2 separate regions of the Homo sapiens genome follow, and region 2 is linked to region 1. The links are chromatin contacts, found by Hi-C or POLR2A ChIA-PET in ENCODE. All regions are on one chromosome and are shown on one strand. Each heading gives the region's core, a stretch centred on a gene start or an enhancer-like site at or near the end of the contact. The rest is flanking DNA. Distances are from core to core; before and after follow the strand shown. Region 1 overlaps FCHSD2 (FCH and double SH3 domains 2). Region 2 overlaps IUR1 (imatinib upregulated ABL suppressing lncRNA 1).

Evidence for each region. A loop is a pair of places that touch in the nucleus more often than their neighbours do. ChIA-PET counts read pairs that join two places held with the same protein, here RNA polymerase II (POLR2A). Pooled maps may share reads with other maps.
Region 2: a loop to region 1 is called in a map of B cell, with 3 times the contacts of the local background. The contact joins two enhancer-like sites. A Hi-C loop is called at or near these places in 2 of 168 maps with a recorded cell type or tissue (B cell and HepG2), 8 of 37 single-sample maps with no recorded cell type and 4 of 50 pooled maps. POLR2A ChIA-PET finds 5 or more read pairs at or near these places in 3 of 52 experiments (CD4-positive, alpha-beta T cell, HepG2 and activated CD4-positive, alpha-beta T cell).

The regions. Positions count from the first base shown.
Region 1 is chr11:73,045,773-73,051,564 of GRCh38, forward strand. All of the region lies in intron 3 of FCHSD2 (FCH and double SH3 domains 2), which reads right to left. Among named protein-coding and RNA genes, the nearest start is that of FCHSD2, 94 kb to the right of the region's middle. Within about 2 kb of position 4,304, at least 2 of the 41 ENCODE cell types and tissues checked have a DNase peak (open chromatin) inside an H3K27ac peak, as active enhancers do; they include B cell, where a contact is called at or near this core.
Region 2 is chr11:73,176,100-73,181,889 of GRCh38, forward strand. All of the region lies in intron 1 of IUR1 (imatinib upregulated ABL suppressing lncRNA 1), which reads right to left. Among named protein-coding and RNA genes, the nearest start is that of IUR1, 3.9 kb to the right of the region's middle. RefSeq lists an enhancer at 1,952-2,001. Within about 2 kb of position 1,497, at least 24 of the 41 ENCODE cell types and tissues checked have a DNase peak (open chromatin) inside an H3K27ac peak, as active enhancers do; they include B cell, where a contact is called at or near this core.

The DNA.
Region 1 (5,792 bases), core at 3,054-5,553:
TGGGGGGAGCGGGGAGGGATAGCATTGGGAGATATACCTAATGCTAGATGATGAGTTAGTGGGTGCAGCCACCAGCATGGCACATGTATACATATGTAACTAACCTGCACAATGTGCACATGTACCCTAAAACTTAAAGTATAATAATAAAAGAAAAAAAAATGGAAGGAAAGCAAAAAACATCTCTTGCTTATATTTCTACAATAATTTCAGTAATTTTTTTTTTTTTTTTTTTAGAGACAGGGTCTCATTTTGTCACCTAGGCTGAAGTGCAGTGGCAGGATCATAGCTCACTGCCACTTCGAATTACTGGACTCAAGGGATACTGTGGCCTCAGCCTCTGAAGTAGCTGGGACTAAAGACACACACCATGATGCCATGCTGATTTTTTAATGTTTTGTAAAGACAGGGGTCTTGCCATCTTGCCCAGGCTACAATCGAATTCCTGTGCTCAAGCAATTCTCCCACCTTGGCCTCCCAAAGCACTGGGATTACAGGTGCAAGCCACCATCCCCAGCCTCTGTAAGAATTTTTGAAAAGCCTTATGAACTGATTTTAAAAAGAAAACAATTAATAATAAAAAAGATATGAATGGCCAATACAGCAAGAATGCATTGTAAATAGCTACAAACATTGGAATATGTCTGAATACCAATTTTCATAGAAAGGAAACAAAATTAGATATCATTTTTGGCCCAGGATGGCAAAAATTTAATGACTGGCAGCATCCACTCCTGGTAAGATAGGATGCACCACATTACTATAAATTATTGGTAGAAATATAAATTGGTGTAGCATTTTAAATTTTTATTAGTAATCAAGTTTTTAAAAATGTTTTTACCTACTAATATCTATTAAAATTTTAAATATAGATAGACTTCGCTTACAAGGAAGCCATTTTCAGAACTGCTAAAATAAAAGCACAAGTATAACAAGATAAATAAGTACATTTATTGTAGTATGTGTATTTGTTTGTTTATTGATTGATTGATTAAGACAGGGATTTCACCATGTTGCCCAGGCTGGTCTTGAACTCCTGGCCAAAAACGATCCTCCTACCTCTGCCTCCCAAAATCTTGAGATTACAATCGTAAGCTACCATGCCCAGTCACAGTATTGCTTTAAACAACTTAAATCAATAGGATGTAGATCAAAATATGTGGATGTTAAATAATTTATATCCACAATACGAACTATGATGCTGTCAATAAAATGAGGTCTTTCTGTATTCACTTTGGGAAAATATCAATGATATTTTTATCAATGATAAAAAATACTATTAAATATAAAAGACAAGATGCAGAATAAATGTGAATATAATTCTACTTTTTTATAAAGGAAAAACTACATATTAAATGAGTACACATAAAAGGAAAAGATTTATACCAAACATGACTGTAAATTTGAAAAAAAAAGGCAAATATTTCATGTACCACCCATATTATTTGAATTGTTAAAACTACCATTTTTTTTTTAATTAAAGAAAAAGATTCTTATGAAACAGGATGTCAAAATATCTGGTAGAAGCTACATACCTAAATGATAGGGAAGAAAAGTGGTCAGCTTCACTGTTTTTACTGCATCTTATTCAAGGTTATAAGAAAAAAATATGATCCCCTATAATACTCAAAAGCATGATTTGTACTTGGGATTATATTTTGAAAAAATTAACTGAGAGAAAAACAGAGCACAAGCAATTCTATCCTTTGTTTTGGATTCACATCCCCAGATAGAACAAAAAATACTGGTCATTGACAGTACCTAGCCACTGCCAAGGATAATGCAAAAAGAAATCCTGAAATAAAGTATTAACCTATCAAATAACATAAAACACATCTAAAAACTGTTCCATGATTTCTAACGGCAAATATTTATGCTCTTTCTTTCAGAAATGGGATTAGAACCCCCTTCTCTTTTCCTTTCATTTGGCATCAATGTGACCCCAACAAGTACTTTCTAGGTCTAGGACTATCAAAATGCTATAAAATGTATTGACTTTTTTATAATGTGCAAAGCACTGTATCCCTCAGAATTTACTCAGTAAATATTTGCTAATGACTGTATATACAAATGATGGTGAGCTAATGACTTTGTTATCTCATTTAAGCTTAGCAACAACTGTGAGTTATTTATTAATCCCAATATGCAGAGGGGGAAATGGCTTAAGTAATTTATGTAGAGTGATTATGTTAACAAATGGTGGAGCCATAATTAGAACTCTAATGGTCTTATTCTATATTGTTTCTTTAAGTAGTACATACTGTGAAAACATGAGTTATTTCTAAAAAGGCAGGAAGTTAAAAAAAAAATACAGGAGGAACAAGAAAACAGAACAGAAAGTAATAGAAAAACTTGACAATGTTAGCATATCAAACTGCAAAAAGTAAAAATCTGACCCAAAGCATTTGAGGCATAGCTAGAGCAGCAGGATATTTCTGTATATCCTGTTTAGCCAACTGTAGTTCCTTTCTTCAGCGGCATCCCTCAGCTCATGCCATGTACCGACACACATATGGGACCCAAAAGTTACCTCTGATCTCCCTTAAGCCAAGGTTCATGATAGTCTAGTACTGGCTTGTTATTTACAGGTACTAGGCATTTCAGAGATAATTCCTGCAAAACAGAATGGCTTGGTTAGCTGTGTATGGACCAGCTATTGCTGAATCAATACTCTGTAACAACTCAAAAAGTGGAAATGGATTAAAACAATAAATGCTAACTTCTGCTCATGAATCTGCAGGTTGGCTAGAGCATCTCTGCTTCAGGTTGCAGGGTCAAGTTCAGGTATCCTTCACATATCTTTCATTCTGGGACCCCATCTGAAGTAGTTACCTGGGGCAAGTTCTTCTTACAGTAAGTGCCGGAAGTACGAAAAAGCTGGAAATAACTTGCCATGCCTCTTAAAGCCTCATTTTAGAAATGGCTTTACAGTCAATTCCATCTCCATTCTACTAGTCCAAGCAAGCCGTATGACCAAGTCTAAAATCAGTAAGACAGGGATGTATGTATAGTTCACCTCAAGAGAAAGGGTGGGGAATGAATATTTGCTGAGCAATAATTCAATCTACCATAAACTCTAAGAAAAATTCCCAGAACAATTTCACTTGGATTCAATAACGACCACACAAACATAGCAAGATGTTGATCGAGTAACTCATTGCTATCAAATTCTCACATGACAAAGAGCTATGAAGAACAGTAAATATTTAAATAACAGAATCAAGATGCTAAAACTTCTCAACATACTGACACAGTGGAATAAACCTAATACAATAGAATCTCAAAGGAGTAAAAAGTCCTGCCATGGGTTCAGCGTAGGATGGTGAAGATCTGATTTAATAGCAAGATATGTAAAAAGACGTAGTGGTTTTTGAGTTTGAGCTCATTAAGAACCTTTAATGTGATATCACTGTTTAAAAAATAATGCCACTTAGCACATATTTAAAGTAATAATAACACAGTTGAGTGCCCAGTATATATGAAGTACATAGTAAAACTTTAAGGAAAAAATTAAAACATGACAGAAACTGTCTCATACCCACAACAATATTAAATTTGGTTCTGATTTCTGTATCAATGGCTTAAGAATAATGACAAGAAACAAGATAGGTAAAAGGTTTAAAACAGTTTCATAGGACGTTCAAGTGTGAACTAAATAAACTACAAATTTTTATGATTGGAAAGACTGGGAATGGGATGTAGACTACTAGAAAGAGATAAGAAGTATAAAAATTGTTTTTATCACACTCTGGGGACTGTGGTGGGGTCGGGGGAGGGGGGAGGGATAGCATTGGGAGATATACCTAATGCTAGATGACACGTTAGTGGGTGCAGCGCACCAGCATGGCACATGTATACATATGTAACTAACCTGCACAATGTGCACATGTACCCTAAAACTTAGAGTATAATAAAAAAAAAAAAAAAAAGAAAAAGGGGGAAAGAGAGACACCTGAAGAGTTGGATAATTCTTTTATACTATGTAAGGCATATTTTAAAGGGCTACCATTTTTAGAGGGTACGTTCTTACCAACTTTTTAAGGAGAGGATAAAATTTTGTGAAATCAATATTATGGTTATTAAAAGCACAAAAGGACCATAAAAAAAAAATTGTTTTCAAATTCCTAAAAGTCTATCATGTGTACAAGGAAGGTTTCTTAAAAAAGTTTTGCTCAAGATAAATAGAAACTAACTATAAGCTGAATGCTTTGAGAGAGAGTGAAATACTGTCACTGAATGAATTCAGGTAGAAGTTGCCAGGCCTCTCTATATAAGAAGTCAGTAAACTTTTCTGTAAAAGGCCAGAGAGTAAATATTTTTGGCTCTGCAGGCCATAAGATCTCCAGGGCAACTACCCTAATATACTATTGTAGTGAGAAAGCAGCCATAGACAATATGTAAACAAATAGGTATGTCCGTGGTCTAACAAAACTTTACTTACAAAAACAGGTGTCAGACCAGACAGCCCTAGTTTGCCAGCCTCTATATTAAAAAGAGGGCTGGACCATATGACCTTCACACCACTTCTAGCTCCAAGTTTCCATAAAAAGTCATTAAGCAATTCAACAATATGTAGAAATAAGTGAAAAAGACGTATTTAGATTGATATAGAGACATATCATATGCAGACATATATGTACATTTATAAACCATATAGAAAGAATATTACTATAAACATATATGGGACGGGTCACCTTTATCACAATGGATTTGAGCTATAGCTGCTGAATATATAAGGCTCTTAAATAGTTCCTTTCGTGGGACAACATTGGAGTAATCAGAAAATAGACATAGGAACCCAGGCCCCCACAATGGTTTTTCAGTAACAGGTGAACAAATAAGACATAAACTAAGACTGCTGTCCTTAAACAAGCCTTTCCATATCCACATGGGGAGATAATGGGAACATCTGCAAATTGCCTGCTTAAAGTCCCTTTATATTGGTTGAACGTTATGTCTCCATTCACTAACATGAGGAAAAAACCGTCTCACTGAATCTCAAATACAGCAAATGAAAACTATAATTAAGTTTTACCAAAGGCCGAGAATATCTACTCTAAGAAAAATAATATAAGACTCAGAACACCCCTTCTTGCTACAATGGCCTTCTATTAGTCTCTAGATTAGAACAAAGGTCCTCCAACTGTTTGTTACTGATACATAACAGGCAAGTACAGAAATTGAGAGTAAGCATTTAGAAAGTTTTAAGCAATTTGACATCAGTTAGTTTGTTATCTATAATGGAAATATTTTAAAAATCTTGCTGGGCACAGTGGCTCATGCCTGTAATCCCAACATTTTGGGAGGCCAAGGTGGGAGGATCGCTTGAATCCAAGAGTTCAAGACTAGTCTGGGCTAACAAAGTGAGACCCTGTCTCTACCAAACTTTAAAAATTAGCAGGACGTGGTGTCACACATGGTGCTGCCAGTGGTGTTGCATGCTGAGGAGGGAAAATCAGTTGAACCCAGGGGATTGAGGCTACGGTGAGCCAAGATTGCATTATTGCACTTCAGATTGGGTGACAGAGTAAGACTCTAGCTCTAAAAAATAAAAAAATAAAAAATTTAAATCTGAGAAAATGTAAGCATATTTTCATAATCTGTCATTGTGTCATTTAAATTTTAATCAGCCTATAATTTATAATTTAATATTTTTAGCTAAATTAAGGAAGTAAATAGGTATTTTTACACCTAATTTACAAACAGAAAAAGTTTAATGGGCTTTCCTTGGCAAAAAAAGATAAAATGTCTCTGAATGAGGCAGAGGTAGTAAACCAAACAACAATGAAAGT
Region 2 (5,790 bases), core at 247-2,746, 130 kb after region 1:
GGGTGTCCCAGGCTGCTGGTCAGCCCCACCAGTGGAGGAATCCACGACTTCCCAACTGGCTCTTCTGTGGACCTTTGTTCCCCTTTCTTAGGCATGGCTTCAGAGCTGTAGGCCCTGCCCAGGTGGTGTCAGACCCAGAGCAGAGAAGAAGCAGAGCCACTCTCCTCTCAGTTGAATAGGGCAATCTCAAGGCCATGGGGCAGCTCCCTTTGTGCCTCAAGGGAGACTATGGGGATGTCACGAGAGGCTGGTCTTAGCTCAGTGTGCAAAAGGCAGTCTCAGAGCTGAAGGGGCTGCTTCTGGAGACAGGCATGAGGGTGTGAGAGCAGGCTTGGATGAGTCCAGAGGCTTTCTGCCTCTGCTAATGCAGCCAGACATCAAATCTACCTTTGTGCTGGCCACGTCCCACTGCATTCCTTTCATCTAAGACCTCAACCTTTTTTTTTTTGTTCCATCCAAGTGCAAAGTCTTGCATTTCTCTTTTAAATTCCATCTTGTAAATATTAGCTCTTCATCCTAGTACAGTGGCTTTACATGGTGCGGTAGAGTTTATGTGCAGAGCCTTCATGTGCATCATCTCCTTCCATGCTTAGGACAGTTTGCTGGACCTCACAGAGGTGATTGATGCAGCATCCCCCCGGGAGCCGGGTGAAATCACAGACTCCAGCAGCAGCTTCTGAGATGACTGTGAGCATTAGGCCAGCAGGACCCCATTCCCTGAGGAGCAATGAATACAAGCCCATGGAGCCAGAGAAGGGGAAACTGGTGCAGCCCACATGGTGTCTGGAAGGGCTTCCCAAGGGCTGCTTCAGAGGCAGCACAGAGCCTCAGGCAGGACTACAGGAGGAGCAGGAAGAGGGGAGGATGAGTCAAGTCTACCTGGATTGGTTTGGGTGGAGTCCTTCCTGAGGCAGGGTGGTGTGGGGGATGGTTGTGTAGATATTTTTGAAGCCCCCCCGCCCCAGTGTCTGTGTCCCCTTAAACAAGTATTACAATCTTCCTTCCCTCCCATGAGCAGAAGAGGAAACTAAGGCTCTGCCAGGACTAGAGCCCAGGTGTCCCAGATGGATCACCTAGCCAGGGATCTTCAGCAAACCAGGCTGGTCCAACTGTCTGTCCCGAGCTCCCTGAGTTGGCTTGAGGAGAAGACTTGCTCCCTGCCCTCTTGGAACTCCTTTCTGGTTGGAGAGCTGGGTGTTGAGTTTTGTGTAAGGTTATTTAGGCAACAGTATTCCAGAAAGGCTGATGCTGGAGATTCAGACACTGGCACCAAGCCTGTGAGCATCACTCTGGAGCTGGACCATGAGCCCATCCTATGCTCCTGCCTCTAGACCTAGGTTGGGTTGTTCAGGAGCTGGGTCTGGAAGCAGATCAGAAAGCAGGGTCCACCCCAGCCCAGGGGCTGGGCCTGTGGGTGTGTCCAAGCTAAACCTCTACACAAGGATCCATTGTGGTTGCTCAGCCTGGCCCTGGGCTCTGCCAGCCCTTCCGGCTCCCGGAAAATGTTTCCCGTCTGGCAGCTCCCAGAGCAGCCTGTCCTTGGCCAAGATGCTGACTGGCCCCACACACAGGCCTCTCCTACCCAGTGAGGATCCTGGAGTCCTGGCAGCTCAGAGCTCTTGGGTCCAGCCCCCATTTAACAGTCAGGATCCCTTAGGCTCAGGGAAGTAGGCACAGGCCACAGCAGCACACGAGAACCAGAATCAGGACCAGAACCCGGCACTCTGGCCATTTTCTCAGCTCTCGCTACCAACATGAGGCAGAAGGATGCAGACTCGGAGAAGGGAAGGGGCTGTCCCATTACACAGTCCTTTGTGGCAGAGTCTGGAGGAAATGACTGGTGCTTAGCTGGCCGCTTGCCCACCTGGACCCCTCTCATCTGGGTTCTCTAGGTTCAGCTGTGTGGCCTCGTGAAGGTTGCTATTCCTGTCTGCATTTGGGGACTGAAGACTCCCCACTCTCAATCCATCCCTGACATCCTAAGCTTTAAAATCAGGCATAAGCGCACTGGATGGGGTGAGGAGAAGCAGCTCTGGAATTTGGGGCTTTGACAACTCCGCCCCATCTGTGTGTGCCAAGCTGTACCAGAGCCAGAGGCTTAGGGCCTGGGGCTCCCCAACCCTTACTTGGGCTGACAGTGCCACCTGGTGCCCAGTCGGTGTGACATGAGTCCCGCTAGAGATGCAACCACAAACCTTCGCTCTCTGTGGGACCTCTGAGCCACCCCATGCTAGGCGCTGGGGACATAGAAGAAATTGTGACCCCAGATGTGAGGGGAGAAGACCCACAGAGAGTGACCACTCAGGATGTGGAGGCTGTGACAGCAGAAAGCCCGGGGCCGAGGAGGGTCGCTGAGTACCACAGGGTCAAGAAAAAGAGGCATTGCCATCAATGTAACTCTCACTGTCTTCTAGGCCAGGTCCTATGCAGGCCTGGGGACCCTCAAGGAATCAATTGTAATCTAATAGAAAAAAGTAGGGTGGGGAAGGGAGCTCAGAGCCAGGGACTTGGAACTGGGTCTTGAAGAATGATAGTAATTCATCTTGTGAGCCGTGGGCATTCCAGGCTCAGGGAACAGACTATGCGAAGGCATGGAAGAGTGAGCTTGTGTGTATAAGCTTGAGGGTGACAGGTGTGGAGAGGAGGGGGACAGCAGAAGAAGTGCCAGAATACGAGGTCTGAAAAGTCACAACCCTGGGTACCTGTGGCCGACACAGCTTGTCTGAATTTCCTTGCCCCATACCTACCTCCTTTCTTGACCTTCAATGTCTGGGCAGGTACAGAGCCCCTGCCTCAAACTCCAACCCCATTCCCTCTGGGTCTGGTTACCTAGAGGAGGTCCTGATTCCTGAAAGCCTCCCCTCTTCCCCCAGGGCAGGAGCTAGGTCGGGCTGCCCACAGGCTGATCTGAGGGGACACAAACCTATGACTTCCCTGGCCTCCAAGAAGCCCAGGCCCAGCCCTTAGATTGGAGAAGGATCTTTAAGCAGTTATTTAACTCTAGACTCAGGTTCCTCAACTGATGGGGATAATAATGGTACCTGACTCATGGGATGTGGTGAGGATTAAATGAGAAAATGCATAGAAAGCCACTTATTTGCACCTTGCTGGCATGGGTTGAGGCCAGGTAAAGGGGCTCCTCCCCATTGCCAATCCCCCTGGCATATTTCCTTCTAGGGGGAAGCTTGAGGGCTCCAGATTTTGGCCCCACCTGGGCTGCCTACCCCCCAACTTCAGGCTTCTTTCTACATTTCCTGAACCCAGAGAAGCTCTGTTGTATACCCAGCAGGTGATTGCTTTTTCATGTTTCCCTCTGATTGTTTTTTTTTTGAGACAGGACCTCACCCAGTCACCCAGACTGAAGTGCAGTGGCATGATCTCGGCTCACCGCAATCTCCACCTCCCGGGCTCAAGCAATTCTCCTTCCTCAGCCTCCCAGGTAGCTGGGATTACAGGCACATGCCACCATGCCCAGCTAGTTTTTGTATTTTTGGTAGAGACGGTGTTTCACCATGTTGGCCAGGCTGGTCTCAAACTCCTGACCTCAAATGATCCACCTGCCTCAGCCTCTCAAATGCTGGGATTACAGGCGTGAGCCACTGTGCCCAGCCTCCCTCTGATTTTTTAAAAAATAAAATGTTCAAATACAAAGGAAAAAAGTATACAATAAGCAAATGAGCACCCATACGTTCTTCTAGACTCAACGATTAATGTTTTGCCTTATTTCATTCATTGCTTTGTCATTTTTTAAAATTTGAACTAGGGCCAGGTGCGGTGGTGGCTCATCCCTGTAATCCCAGCACTTTGGGAGGCTGAGACAGGCAGATTGCTTGAGCCCAGGTGTTCAAGACCAGCCTGGGCAACGTGGCAAATCTCTGTCTCTACTAAAAATACAAAAATTAGCTGCGCATGATGGTCCCAGCTACGCAGGAGGCTGAGGCAGGAGGATCACCTGAGCCTGGGAGGTCAAGGCTGCAGTGAACTGAGATCACGCCACTGCACTACAGCCAGAGTGACAGAGTGAGACACTGTCTCAAAAAAAAAAAAAATTGAACCCATTTGAAAGCAGTCACAGGTACCATGACACTGAATGACCCCCAACACCTTGGTGTGCAGCTCCAAAGATTTTTCATACATAACCACAATCATAATAGTAAGAAAAGCAATAATTCCATACTATCATCTAATATCCAGCCCATATTCCTATATCTCCCAACTTTCCCAAAATGGATTTTACAGCTATTTTGGGGAGTTTGGGGGAGTATGGAGGAGGAATTCAAGATCCAGTCAATGTTCTTTCATTGCATTTGGTTCTTGGTATCCTTGTTCTTTTTATTCTATTTATTTATTTATTTATTTTGAGACAGGGTTCTGCTCTGTCAGGCTGGAGGGCAGTGGCATGGTCACCACTCACTGCAGCCTTGACCTCCTGGGCTCAAGTGATCCATCTGCCTCGACCTTCCTAAGTGCTGGGATTACAGGTGTGAGCCACAGCCCCCAGCCTATAACCATGCTTTATATATTTTAGATACAAATTCCTTATCCAATACATAATATGCAAATATTTTCCCCCATTCTTGTTGTTGATTGTGCTTTTGGTGTTCTAAGAATACATTGCCAGGCCAGGTGTGGTAGCTCATGCCTATAATCCCAGCAATTTGGGAGGCCAAGGCGGGTGGATAACTTGAGATCAGGAGTTCGAGACCAGCCTGGCCAAAATGGTGAAACCCTGTCTCTGCTAAAAATACAAAAATTAGCTGGGTGTGGTGGTGCATGCCTGTAGTCCCAGCTACTTGGGAGGCTGAGACATGAGAATTGCTTGAACCTGTGAGGCGGAGGTTGCAGTGAACCGAGATTGCACCACTGCACTCCAGCCTGGGCAACAGGGCAAGACTCTGTCTCAAAGAAAAAATAATAATAATACATTGCCAAATCCAAGGTCATGAAGACTTATCCCTATGTTTTCTCCTAAGAGTTTTATAGTTTTGGCTTTTACATTTAGGTCTTTGATCCATTTTGAGTTAATTTTTGCATGTGGAATAAAGTAAGATTCCAACTTTGTTCTTTTGCAGGTGGCTAACAAATTTTTCCAGCAACACAGAGCTGAGAGGATTGGGATCTCAGAGAAGAAGGAGCCCTGCATTCTTGGCTTCATCTGCCTGGAGTGGAGTTTCCATCATGCTGAGCTGGAGGTGCACGGGGCCAGGGAATGAGCAAGTCGTAGCTCAAATGTCCCAGACTCTTACTATTCTTATTGAAATTTAGTAGGTTTTCTTGAATAAATGTTTCTTCATCTGCTGTATGCCCTTAGGACAATTCCCAGGAACATACATCTATATTGATATCAATATAAATATAAATAGATAATTATGTATGTATAACTTTAGCAGTTTTACTTGTTCTGCTGGAAAGAAGGTCTGGAAGGTTTGCAGAGCTGCTCATGCCACCATTCCAGAAGTTATCCACCAGTTCATTGCTTTTTGCACAGTAGTATTCCATTGCATGTCTATGCCACAATTTGTTTATCCATTCACCTGTTGATGGACATTTGAGCTGTTTCCTGTTTGAGGCTATTACAAATAAAGCTGCTTTACAAATAAAGCTGCTTTGAACATTTGTGTATAAGTCTTTGGACATATGCTTTGATTTATCTTGAGTAAATATCTAGAAGTGGAGTGGCTGGGTTATATGGTAGGTTTGTGTTTTAATTTTTAAGAAGCTGCTAAGATGTCTTCCAAAGTGATTCCCCCATTATGCACTCCTGCCAGCAGTGTGTGAGAGTTCCAGTTT